Linked DNA regions of Homo sapiens: region 1 is linked to region 2. The links are chromatin contacts, found by Hi-C or POLR2A ChIA-PET in ENCODE. All regions are on one chromosome and are shown on one strand. Each heading gives the region's core, a stretch centred on a gene start or an enhancer-like site at or near the end of the contact. The rest is flanking DNA. Distances are from core to core; before and after follow the strand shown.

Region 1 (5,841 bases), core at 3,177-5,676, 41 kb before region 2:
AGCCTCTTGAGTAGCCGGAATTACAGGTACCCACCGCCATGCCTGGATAATTTTTTTGTATTTTTATTAGAGACAGGGTTTCACTGTGTTGGTCAGGCTGATCATGAATGCCTGACCTCGTGATCCGCCCACCTCAGCCTCCCAAATTGCTGGGATTACAGGCATGAGCCACGTGCCCAGCCGGCAATATTACTTTTTTAATTGCTCTGGGTCAAATTCTTAGAGTTACCCTTGAATCTTCTCTTTCTTTCATACTCCATATCCAATTAGTCAGAAAATCCCATTTGCTCTATCTTTAAGCTATATACTTCATCTGATGCATTCTCATCATCTCTACTATGAACACCCTGGTACAAGCCAATCATTGTCACTTACTCCCTAATTGATCCCCCGATTCCATTCTTGCTCGTTACCTTTTATTTCAACAAAGCAAAAGCCAAAGTACTAACAATGGCCAACAAAATCCTGGACAAGCTGAGCCCCCATTAATCTCTGAATTTTTCCCTACTACCTTTCCCCTCCTACTCACACAAGCTGGCGTATTCTACTTCAGGGCCTTTGCACAGGAGCATAGCTTTTGCCTGGAGCACTCTCCCACTTCACTTGCTCTAAGCCTTCTTCAGTGTCCCTTCCTAATGAGGTACACCCAGGAAACACTATTTACATTAGTGTAGCATCTCCACCCAGATCTTCCTACCCTGTTCTGTTTTTGCATAATGCTTGTCACCATCTAATACACCATATAGCTTTTTTTATTTTTAACATGTTTATTTTTATTTATTTATTTATTTTTTGAGTCCTGGGGGAACTGGGATGAATGAAAAACTTACATTTCATGAAAATGACCCTCAAGTTTCAATGACAAAAAATTACCCTTTGGTAATATTTAAAATGTTAAACTTGTATCTGTATTACCTTGACTAAAAAAAATTCTCAACTGAAAAAGAAAACAAATCCTAGGCCAGGCATGGTGGCTCACATCCGTAAACTCAGTATTCTGGGAGGCTGAGGCAAGAGTATCATTTGAGCTCAGGAGTTTAAGACCCACCTGGGTAACATAATGAGACCCTGTCTCTGCAAAAAATAAAAAGAAAATTAGTTGGGCTTAGTGGTGCACACCTGTAGTCACAGCTACTTGGGAGACTGAGGCCAGAGGACCACTTGAGCCTGGGAAATTGAGGGTACAGTAAGCCATGATTGTGCCACTGTATTCCAGCCTGGGCGACTGAGCAAGATCCTGTCTCAAATAACAACAACAACAATAACATCCCCCAAATCTTTATGCCTAGAATCACTTGACACCTCTGAAAAATTTAAAATAAGAAATAGATGCAATCACATTTCAAAAAGATCATTGGGCAACAGTGAGGAAAAGGAGGTGGAAGAAGTGCCTAATGGAGCCAGGGAGAACAGGTGGTTGTTGACTACTCCAAGAATCCCAGGGAAAAGTGATGGAGGTGCAGCAGTGAGGATCAGCACCCAGTGGGGACAGAAAAGTGAACTGTGAGCATGTCAGCACTCTAGGACATGGATATGGGAAAGTGAGGAGTGTAGCCTGACTGCCAGATTTGTATTTTCGTAACAACTGGCTGTCAGGTGTTGCTGTCACTAGAAAGGAAAAAATAGGGAGAAGAAAAAAATAATGAACACAGTTTTGGAATATGTCACACTTTGAGGCTTTGCCAAGTTTGAGGTGCTTTTGTTAAACAATTAGTATTCTTTGACTGAAAGGACTGGTGATCCTTGTTGGTATCTTCCAAGAATTCCCTTCTGGATTTCACACCCGATAACATGGGTTAACATCCAGCATTTCAGTGGGGTCCACAGTACCTAAGTCTTGCCTTTCAAATCAAAAAGATCCACCTTAGAAAATGTTTATTTTTTTGCTGTCTGTCTCTCCCCACTAGAGTGTGAACTCCGTAAAGTCTAGGGTTTTTGATTGTTTTGTTCACAAGCATTTAGTTCTGGGTCACAGTAGGTGCTCAGTAAATATTTGATCAATGAATTAATCTGAAATTGAGACATGCATTCAGGGTCGTCTATTAAATTTATTGACCAAATTGTTCTACTATGTGAAATATCAGTCTTCTTTGAAATTTTGATACTGAAATCATTTGTTAAATCTGATGCTTATTAAAAAAATAGATATATTATCGTCCCCACTACCACCCATAATGTAAGCTTTCATTGACACGGTTGTTATTTTAAGATTTTGCAATAGAAAAATCTTTTAGTCTACATTACATTTAAATGTAGCGTTCTTTTGATAACTAAAATCTTCCAAAATCATGCATTTATTTTAAAAAGAGAAGTTTGAAACAGTGGTATTAGCTTCATGTCCTGGAATTTGGCATTGAGGACTCCCCGGGATTCTCCAGCTGCGAGAGCTAAGAATAGTGCAGAATGTAAACTTCCATAGAGCCAACTGTGAAAGGAATTTTGAGAAGCAGAGTGAGACTATAGCATTCTCAGAAAGTTTAGAAAATGATACTCATTAATTGTCATATAGCACATACCTTAGTGATATATTTTACTGTTCTAAACTCAAATGGAATAGCTTGTAGGACCTCCTGCCTCCCCCAAGAGAGGTTTCATTCATTCTCTATGCATTCATGTGTTATTTAACATTATTATGAGAGAACATGGGACAAAGACCTGCCTTTAACAAAGGGCAGTGTATATTGCTACCTTTTATAGGAGTACTTTCAAGGCTCCCCAGAAATGCATGTGGCAATTTTATTCAGAATCAGATTTCAATTTGTTGAATTCATTTTAGCCCTAGGATTCTCATTTTTGTTTGTGAGCTTCCAGGGCAGGTGGTGGAATTTAGGATTTTTTCTCCCTTCCTTCCTTCCTTTCTTCCTTCCTTCCTTCCTTTTTCTTTCTTTTCTTTCTTTTTCTTTTTTTTTTTTTTTTTGCAACAGGGTCTTGCTCTGTTGCCCAGGCTGGAGTGCAGTGTTCCAGTCCTAGCTCACTGCAACCTTTGTCTCCCAGGTTCAAGCAATTCTCATGCTTCAGCCTCCCACATAGCTGGGATCACAGGCGTGTGCCACCACACCCAGCTAATTTTTTTTTGTATTTTTAGTAGAGAAGGGGTTTCACTGTGTTGGCCAGGCTGGTCTCCAAATCCTGGCCTCAAGTGATCCACTCACCTCACCCTCTGAAACTGCTGGGATTACAGGCGTGAGCCACTGCACCCAGCCGGAATTTAAAGTCTAGTAGAACTTGGGAAGTGAAGCAATGTCATATTTGCTTTGCTTCTATTTGCCCTTCCAGTACTCTCATTTCTCTTTTCAGCATCTTGATCCTAGCATTGGGTTTGCTCATGGGGAATCCCACAGAGGTCTGCCCTCCTCAAGAAGTGCCTTATGCACCCCTCGGATCTGCCTGGCTCCCTCCCCTTCAATGGAAGCCTGCTTTTTTTTTTTTTTTTTTTTTTTTTTTTGAGACAGAGTCTCGCTCTGTTGCCAGGCTGGAGTGCAGTGACGCAATCACAGCTCACCGCAACCTCCGCCTCCTGGGTTCAAGCAATTCTCTTGCCTTAGCCTCCCAAGTAGCTGGGATTACAGGCACGCACCACCACACCCAGCTAATTTTTGTATTTTTAGTAGAGACAGGGTTTCAACATGTTGGCCAGGATGGTCTTGATCTCCTGACCTTGTGATCTGCCCGCCTCGGCCTCCCAAAGTGCTGGGATTATAGGCGTGAGCCACCGTGCCTGGCTGCCTGTTCTAACTGGTGGGTTGTTGAGGAAAATATATTAGACTACATTTTTATTTCGGTAGAATAAAAAAATTGATCTAGATAATATCCAAGACCGCTCCCTGCTCTAAAATCTTGTGATTCTGTGAGTCTCCTTTCAGGCAATTAAAAACTACTGATAATTTTCCTGATAAAATTGTGCCATTTTCACCATGATTGTGGAATTATCCCTTTTGTTTGGTTAATCTCTCTCTCTCCCTTTTTGTAGTCACAGGACTATGATTTGAACCTAAAATAGTATTCTGCTTATAGCACATTTCACAGAAGGCAGTTCTGTCTCAGACCCGCTTTCTGGGTGTGTGGATTTCAAGCCCCTAACTGGGGCTGGTGGGCAGTTTGGTGGCAAGATGTTGGTGCATTTCCCACTCTTGGTCAAGGCATTGCTTCACGGCCAGCTCTGCTATGTGCTTTTCCACTTTCGGACTCAGCACGGACCACTGAATCCTCAATAGGATCACTTGTTAAAAGGTGTAATATTACTACATATGTTTTGATAGACTCAGTCCCTGCAAGCAGCAACATGTGAGAGTATGCTATGGATGAGAAAGAGGTAAATGAGTAATATGATTTGTCCTGAAACCCACAGGCCTCTACTGAGATTAATTGTTGGCAAACTCTCCCCAAGATCCTTGACCATAAAGTACTCCGGGGAGCGCAAAGGATTACAGTCATACCCATATAGCAAGCTAAGCTAATTTTGCCTGAGTCTGACCTTTTGGTTCCAGAGAGTCTAGCTATTTCAATTCCGTCTCTTAGATGACACACCATAATGATGACATTGAGAGCGTGATCAGCTGCTCATCAGGTGCAGGACCCCAGCATTTCCTTTCCAGCTCACAGATATTTCCCTGAAATTTAAAACGCCTGCCGAAACATGGGGCCTTCCATTCTTTGTTAGTCATCCCTGTTTCATAGCTGGTCAGTCACCATAGCCAGAGTGTGGGAGAACAGATGCCCTCAGTCACATGCATCTTTCAGTGAGTCCTGTGGAGCCGTAGAGCGACAGGTGCTAGACCCAGTGCCCAGGCAAGGCAATGCTCTCTCGGAGGGGGATTAGGGGCCTGGAGGCAAATTACCTGCACAGGGAACTCACTACCTTTTGTATTATTTTCCAGAAGGTTCCTCTTTGTTTCCATATGACTGACAGACACCCACGGTCACATTTGATTATAGTATTGCTTTCTTCATTACCAAGGCAGCTTTACTGAAACCTGGTGAAACAACTACAGAAAAGAGTCATGATGTGTTACTAAAAAGCTCCAATGAAGGAAAATAAATTCTTCATAAAAGAGAAATGATAATTTTCTTCAAGTTTTCTCAGCACTATATATCACTGTCTTGGTGATGCAGAACAGACTTGGGAAACAGAGGGGGAAGAATTGGGAATACTGTTTTTTAGTTAAACTATGGTTTCAGTGCACAGGTAAAAGTGGGGAGTTGAGGCTAATTAGAAACGAAATTACTTTGGCAGTTCTGCATAAGTAAAGGCCTGGCATTTCCTGAAGAGGAGGAGGAAGTGCTGATATCGCCTAAAATCCTCCCCGCTTCCAAGTGGTTAATCCTCAGGAACTATCCTTTGCGGAGGTCATTACTGTTACTGTGAGATGATAATTGAAAAAAAAAAAAAAAAAAAAAGCAGGCCCATTTCAAAGACCGTGTGAGCAGTATAGAAGACTGTGGCCTGAGTGCTCACCCATCCAGATTATTCTGAGGAAACTTGTCCCATCCTAGTACCTTTTGTGGTTCTTAATGGCAGAGAAACTGGGCATAAAGTAATACTCTTTTTTAGTTTCATTGATATATACTTAATGTGCAGAATTTGGGTGAAGTTTGGAATACAGGATAAGAAAAGGGCGTTGTATGCAAAGTTTTAAGTCCTATAAACACTTTTAGTGTCTTAATTGTACCTATATTTTATACATATAAATCTGGATGGGTGATCACTCAGGCCACAGTGTTCTATACTGTACATGCTGACTTTGAAATGGACCTACTTTTTTTTTTTTAATTACCGTCCCACTGTAGCAGTAATGACCTCCGCAAAGGATAGTTCCTGAGGATTAACTATTGTTTTTTTTT
Region 2 (6,283 bases), core at 2,908-5,407:
AAACCCTGAAAAATAATCAATGATTATTTTTGTTTCAAGTCTCAAAGTTTTGGAAGGTAACTTTTAAAATTATTGATCAATAAGCAATACAGGTAGACACTAGAAACTCCTTTTCTAGACCTGTCCCCCTAACTCTCCTCCTTCCTGTTTTACCTCTTTGAAATCTTCCCTGGTTCTGTGCAGATGCCACCAAAATATATACAAGGCCAGTGGGATCCATTTTTTGTTCTTTCCTAGGAAAACTAAGAATTAGCCTTAATATATTATTAGGTTAGGCAACATATCTCATTCCCCACTAAGGATGAAGATGGGGAAGGACAAAAAGTGAAAAAAGGAGACAGACTCCTTTCCTGATACTGCTTGTGTGGCAGAATAGGGACTGGCACTAGTGGGCACTCAATAAATATTTGTTGAATAAATGAATAAATTATGATGCGTTAGGCATTAAGAGAAGACAGACATGGATCCATGGATGGTTTTTTTGAAGTCTATGTCAAAGCTGTTCTAGGTGGTTGGGTGGTCCAGGGGTCTTGCCCCATAGTAGAGCAGTTTGAGATGTCTAGACTGTGCCAAGTCACAAGTAGGTGGGTCTGAGTTATTTACATTTGTTCTAAAGCAAGCCAGGGAACCTATAGGATCTCAGTGGGGACTTAAGTGAATACTTTCCCTCCACAACTTGAGGGCTTTTCTTGACTGCTAATCACCTAAAGCTAGGTTGTAAATTCTGGGACTACTCTAGACTATAGTGAGCAGCACTCTAACTGTCTAGGCCCCAGAATCTACATTCTTCACCAAGAGGTCACCACAGTCTATTTACTAAGAAAATCAATGACCAAATGAGAACGGTGCTCTCCTAAGGTGGGCTTTGCTATCATCATTCCCTAAACTAATGTCATTCAAGGATGGAGGTTTTAGATACCTTAAGCAACATGGGTGGGTTCTGACTGGGAATTTTTTGAACAACTAGTAAACACTGTTTTCTGTGGGAAATATTAATAAAGCATGAGGTATTAGTGAAGCAGGTCAAGGTCTTGGTTCAGGAGTCCAGTAGAGCCCTGTTTGAATCTTAACACTGCTGCTTGCTGTGATTTTGAGAAACTACATAGCCAATTTAAACTTAGTTTCATTATCCTTTACATGAGGCTAATGATAGTATCTGAGTTTACTATGTAGATTAAATGTCATTATACAGTATGGCATATATTATATTACACTATGAATGTGGAACAGTAAGTGTTCATTAAGTGGTAACTCTTACTGTTATCATTACCAGTATATACTTTGGCAAAAGATACTTTCTGTTCAACTGTCCCTTGAAAAAGTCAAAGCCTTTCATTATGATGCACTCAGTTTTTCTACTTCCTGACTTTTTTTAACTTTTATTTTAGGTTTGGTAGTACATGTGCAGGTTTATTATATGGGTAAACTCGTGTCATGGGGGTTTGTTGCACAGATTATTTCATCACCCAGGTATTAAGCCTAGTACCCATTAGTTATTTTTTTCTGCTCCTTTCCCTCTTCTCAACCTCCACTCTCAAGTAGCCCCCAGTGTCTGTTTTCTTCTTTGTGTTCATGAATTCTCATCATTTAGCTTCCACTTATAAGTGGGAACATGTGGTATTTGCTTTTCTGCTTCTGTGTTAGTTTGCTGAGAATGATAGCCTCCAGCTCCATCCACGTTCACACAAAATACATATCTCATTGTTTTCATGGCTACATAGTATTCCATGGTGTATACAAACCACATTTTCTTTATCCAATTTGTCATTGGTGGGCATTTAAGTTGATTCCGTGTCCTTGCTATTGTAAATAGTGCTGCAGTGAACATTTGCATGCATGTGTCTTTATGGTAGAATGATAGATATTCTACTGGGTATGTACCCTGTAATGGGATTGCTGGGTCAAATGGTAGTTCTGCTTTTAGCTCTTTGGGGAATTGCCACATTGCTTTCCACAATGATTGAACTAATTTACACTCTCTCCAACAGTGTGTAAGTGTTCCCTTTTCTCAGCAACCTTGCCAGCATATGTTATGTTTTTACTTTTTAATAATAGTTATTGTGACTGGTGTAAGATGGTATCTCACTGTGGTTTTGATTGCATTTCTCTAATGATCAGTGATATTGAGCTTTTTTCATATGCTTGTTGGCTGCATGTGTGTCTTCTTTTGAAAAGTATCTGTTCATGTCCTTTGCTCTTTTTTTCTTTTCTTTTCTTTTCTTTTCTTTCTTTTTTTTTCTTTTTTTTGAGATGGAGTCTTGCTCTGTTGCCCAGGCTGGAGTGCAGTGGCGTGATCTCGGCTCACTGCAAGCTCCATTTCCCAGGTTCACGCCATTCTCCTACCTCAGCCTCCCGAGTAGCTGGGACTACAGGCATCTGCCACTGCGCCCGGCTAATTGTTTGTATTTTTAGTAGAGAGCTCCTGACCTCGTGATCCGCCCGCCTCGGCCTCCCAAAGTGCTGGGATTACAGGCGTGAGCCACTGTGCCCAGCCTTTTGCTCACTTTTTAATGGGGTAGTTTGTTTTTCTCTTGTAAGTTTATTTAAGTTCCTTTTAGATACTTGATATCAGACCTTTGTCAGATGCATAGTTTGCAAATATTTTCTCCTATTCCGTAGGTTGTCTATTTACTCTGTTGATGGTTTCTTTCGCTGTGCAGAAGCTCTTAAGTTTAATTTGTCATTTTTTGCTTTTGTTGCAATTGCTTTTGGTGTCTTTGTCATGAAATCTTTGCCTCTTCCTATGTCCAGAATGATATTGCCTAGGTTGTCTTTCAGGGTTTTTATAGTTTTGGGTTTTACATTAAAGTCTTTAATCTGTCTTGAGTTGATTTTTGTACATGGTGTAAGGAAGAGGTCCAGCTTCAGTCTTCTACATATGACTAGCCAGTTATCCCAGCACCATTTATTGAATAGGAATCTTTTCCCCATTGCTTGTTTTTGTCAGCTTTGTCAAAGGTCAGATAGTCATAGGTGTGTGGCCTTGTTTCTAGGCTCTCTATTCTGTTCCTTTGGTCTATGTGCCTGTTTTTGTACCAGTACCATGTTGTTTTGGTTACTGTAGCCCTGTAATGTGATGCCTTCTGGTTTGTTCTTTTTGCTTAGGATTGCCTTGTCTATTTGGGCTCTTGTTTAGTTCCATATCAATTTTAAAATAGTTTATTCTAGTTCTGTGAAGAATGTCATTAGTTGTTAGACAGGAATAGCATTGAATCTGTAAAGTGCTTTGGGCAGTGTAGCCATTTTAGTGATATTGATTCTTCCTATCTATGAGCATTGGATGCTTTACAATTTGTTTGTGACTTCCTGACTTTTTCTACAAAGCAAAATACTATAAATTAATCCTTTAAGCTCAATCTCCTTCATGAAGCATTCCCCCAGCACTTCCGCCTCACTTGTATCTTTTCTTTCTTAAAATTCTTATCACTCATATTACTAAGACCTATGCCATTGTATTTAATTTATCACCACTTACTGTTCTCACATGGCTCTGGGTATGGTCTTGTCTCCTTAATAGAATTTTAGGTACTTTCAGGGGGAGGGATCATACCTTATACCACATCTGTACGATCTTGAGATTCTAGATGGTTTTGGGCAAAGAGATGGTAGTTGAAAACAACTATTGATTTTACTTTGTATTTAGAGGGCATTAAAATAATATTCTTCCACTGGAATGAATCAAAAGGACATCTCATGAGATGTCACTGATAGCTCTGGGTTGGGTGCAGAGAGAGATGATCTCTGGGTTTCATGAGCACCAGAAGAGATTCTGGTATGTATTGCATGTGCACAGGATATGCAAGGTGCCCAGTGTACATTCAGTCAAGCTATCTGTTTTAAACAAACCAAATTATCATATGTCTTCTGCTTTGTCCCTGCCTATTGCTGGTCCAAAGCCAGTGGGATATGGCTGGAAAGGTGGGGAAGACTCAGATGCCTGGCTGTATGGTATGCATCATTAATAGGGCTCTTTCTTTCCAATAGCTCCCAGCTTTCTTGGTAGGTCAAGGGCGGGGCCTGGTCTAGAACAGAAGGTTGACAGACAACAGAACACTGTGCTTAAGCAGGACTGAGAGAATGGAAAAACTGATCCACAGGAGATCCGCCCTGCCAGTTCAGCGGCAGTTGGAGGAAGTGCTTTCAAAACATAATGTGTGGAGGCTGGCAGACCAGCACAGAGAGACATGCCAGCACTTGCAAGCTCCCTATCTGAGACAGGGTGGATTCCACATGGCTAAATCATAGCGTTCGAATGCTATCGTACCTCCCAACTATCTTCTGTATCACTGCCAATCTTTTAGTAGGAACCTGACTGACACTGTTTAGGCAGAGACCAAAGGAAGAAAAACAGTTGAGGTGTACAGAGAGTGATAGAATAGACTGGCTTATAGCTTGCACTTCAAAGAAATATATAACAAAATATCTTATTTTATGCTAGTTTTCCTATCCTTCATGGACCCTAATTCAAGCAATGAATTCCATGAATGCAGCTAGATTATAGAAGTTAAGCACTTCAGTTTCACAGTTTCCATACTTGCTTACATCATTAAACACGTTAGTAGAATATGGCAACCTTTCTAGTGCCGTCTGCTTCGGTTTCATAGATCACATGCTCAATAATAGATCTCTAAATGACCACAGCTCACAGTGGCTATCCTATGGAAGGGAATGGCCTGGTTTTTCTTGATTGGGAAATACACTTGTTTAACCAGATGACTTCATTCTTATTCTAGTAACTGGGAAAAAATACAACAAAAGAATAATAAATTCAAGAATGATGCCTGTTCCCCGGGGAACTGGTGGATAAGGGGGAGAATGGTGGTGTTGGAGGGACAGATTATGACCTGTTGGAATGAGAAGAAATACAATTGTGATTAACACTTACAGAATGGTGTTTAACCTTAGGCCTAAAGTAGCTGGCTCAAAAGAAAACAAATTCGTTGATGTGAAAACACTGAGATTATTGACTTTTGGTTGAGAGAGGAAAATGGAGCCATTGTGATGTGGAAATAGCTAACACATTGTTTATTCTGCCTGGTTCATGGAAATCTATTTTTCACAGTACTTTATTCAAGTACTTTGATTTCAAGTACTTCCATTAAAAAAAAGGAAAGAGCCTTAAACTTCATTTTGTAGGAATAGGAATATGCCTTCCCTCACCTCAGTTCTGCCAAATACGTACAAAGACTCCAGACTCACAGCTACCACGTAGTGATGGGAAAATCCTTATGGATAAGCCTGAGTGGAAAAGGAAGACCAATTTTTCAAAATACAGTGGGACAGATTTCTTTCTTTACTATTGGCTTCAGGTTTCCCTGTCTTTCTAATGTCATGTCTATGATCAGAGGACCTCTCAAAAGTCTTTGTAAAGGAAATCTTACACTTTGACTTGTCACATGTGTAGAGCAAGTGAAGTGACAGCAGCATGGAAGAAAATCCAGTCCTTTTCTGTGAGCAGGAGACTTTGATAGACTCTCAGACTGCTGGGAATGTTACCTTTTGCTCAAATCACTTCTTAAATGAGCAGAGACACTTAGCCCATTTCCTGCCAGTGGGATGGCAGAATAGCTGATACTTTAAGAGGGACTTGGGTAGTTTTGAAGAGATTTTTCAGAACTTCAGAAACTTGTATGAATGTCCTGAAATGTCATTGCATGAATATTTTTGTCAGTAATACTTTTTAAATTCAAAATGTCCATTTGGCAAGAAATTTAGGTTGATGTAAACCTAGGAGCTTTTATAAGAGCTTTATGTAAACTCAATTAGGATGCTGAATGAAGAACCCTAACAGTGTTAGCAAACGACATTTAGGAAAGAGAAGGAGCCATGAAAAACAAAAATACTTATCCTACTGGGTCTGGGGAAAATCAGAACAAAGCAAAAGGTCTGGCTGTTTATATGAAATTCAATTCCAAATAGATGATAATTTAAATGTAAAAAAACAAGGCATAATGGTAGTGGAAGAAAATTTAAGCAAGATTTTCATATTCTAGAAGTGAGGAATGATTTTAAACATGACAGCTAAAACCAAAATCCAAAGAAAAATGTATAGATTGGTTATATGAAAATGAAAAAAGTCCTCAAAGATGAGATGTATATGTGAGATACTCATTGCTGCTTCACACGTAACACAAAATGGAAACCATCTAAATATCTACATTTGAGAATTAGTTTGAAAAAATAAAAGCAAAACCATGCAATAGACTACTATTACAAATGATAATGTAAACAGAAATTTATTATGGAGAAGAACCTATAATATGTTTGTGAAAAAGGGTCACAA

Evidence for each region. Hi-C counts contacts between places; a loop is a spot of excess contacts on that map. ChIA-PET counts read pairs that join two places held with the same protein, here RNA polymerase II (POLR2A). Pooled maps may share reads with other maps.
Region 1: a loop to region 2 is called in a pooled map, with 4 times the contacts of the local background. The contact joins two enhancer-like sites. A Hi-C loop is called at or near these places in 4 of 168 maps with a recorded cell type or tissue (Calu3, Right ventricle myocardium inferior, endothelial cell of umbilical vein and 1 more), 1 of 37 single-sample maps with no recorded cell type and 3 of 50 pooled maps. POLR2A ChIA-PET finds 5 or more read pairs at or near these places in 6 of 52 experiments (A549, H1, HepG2 and 3 more).

Annotation. Positions count from the first base shown.
Region 1 is chr1:99,620,301-99,626,141 of GRCh38, reverse strand. No RefSeq gene overlaps it. Among named protein-coding and RNA genes, the nearest start is that of PALMD, 23 kb to the left of the region's middle. Within about 2 kb of position 4,426, at least 2 of the 41 ENCODE cell types and tissues checked have a DNase peak (open chromatin) inside an H3K27ac peak, as active enhancers do.
Region 2 is chr1:99,578,490-99,584,772 of GRCh38, reverse strand. No RefSeq gene overlaps it. Among named protein-coding and RNA genes, the nearest start is that of PALMD, 64 kb to the left of the region's middle. Within about 2 kb of position 4,157, at least 3 of the 41 ENCODE cell types and tissues checked have a DNase peak (open chromatin) inside an H3K27ac peak, as active enhancers do.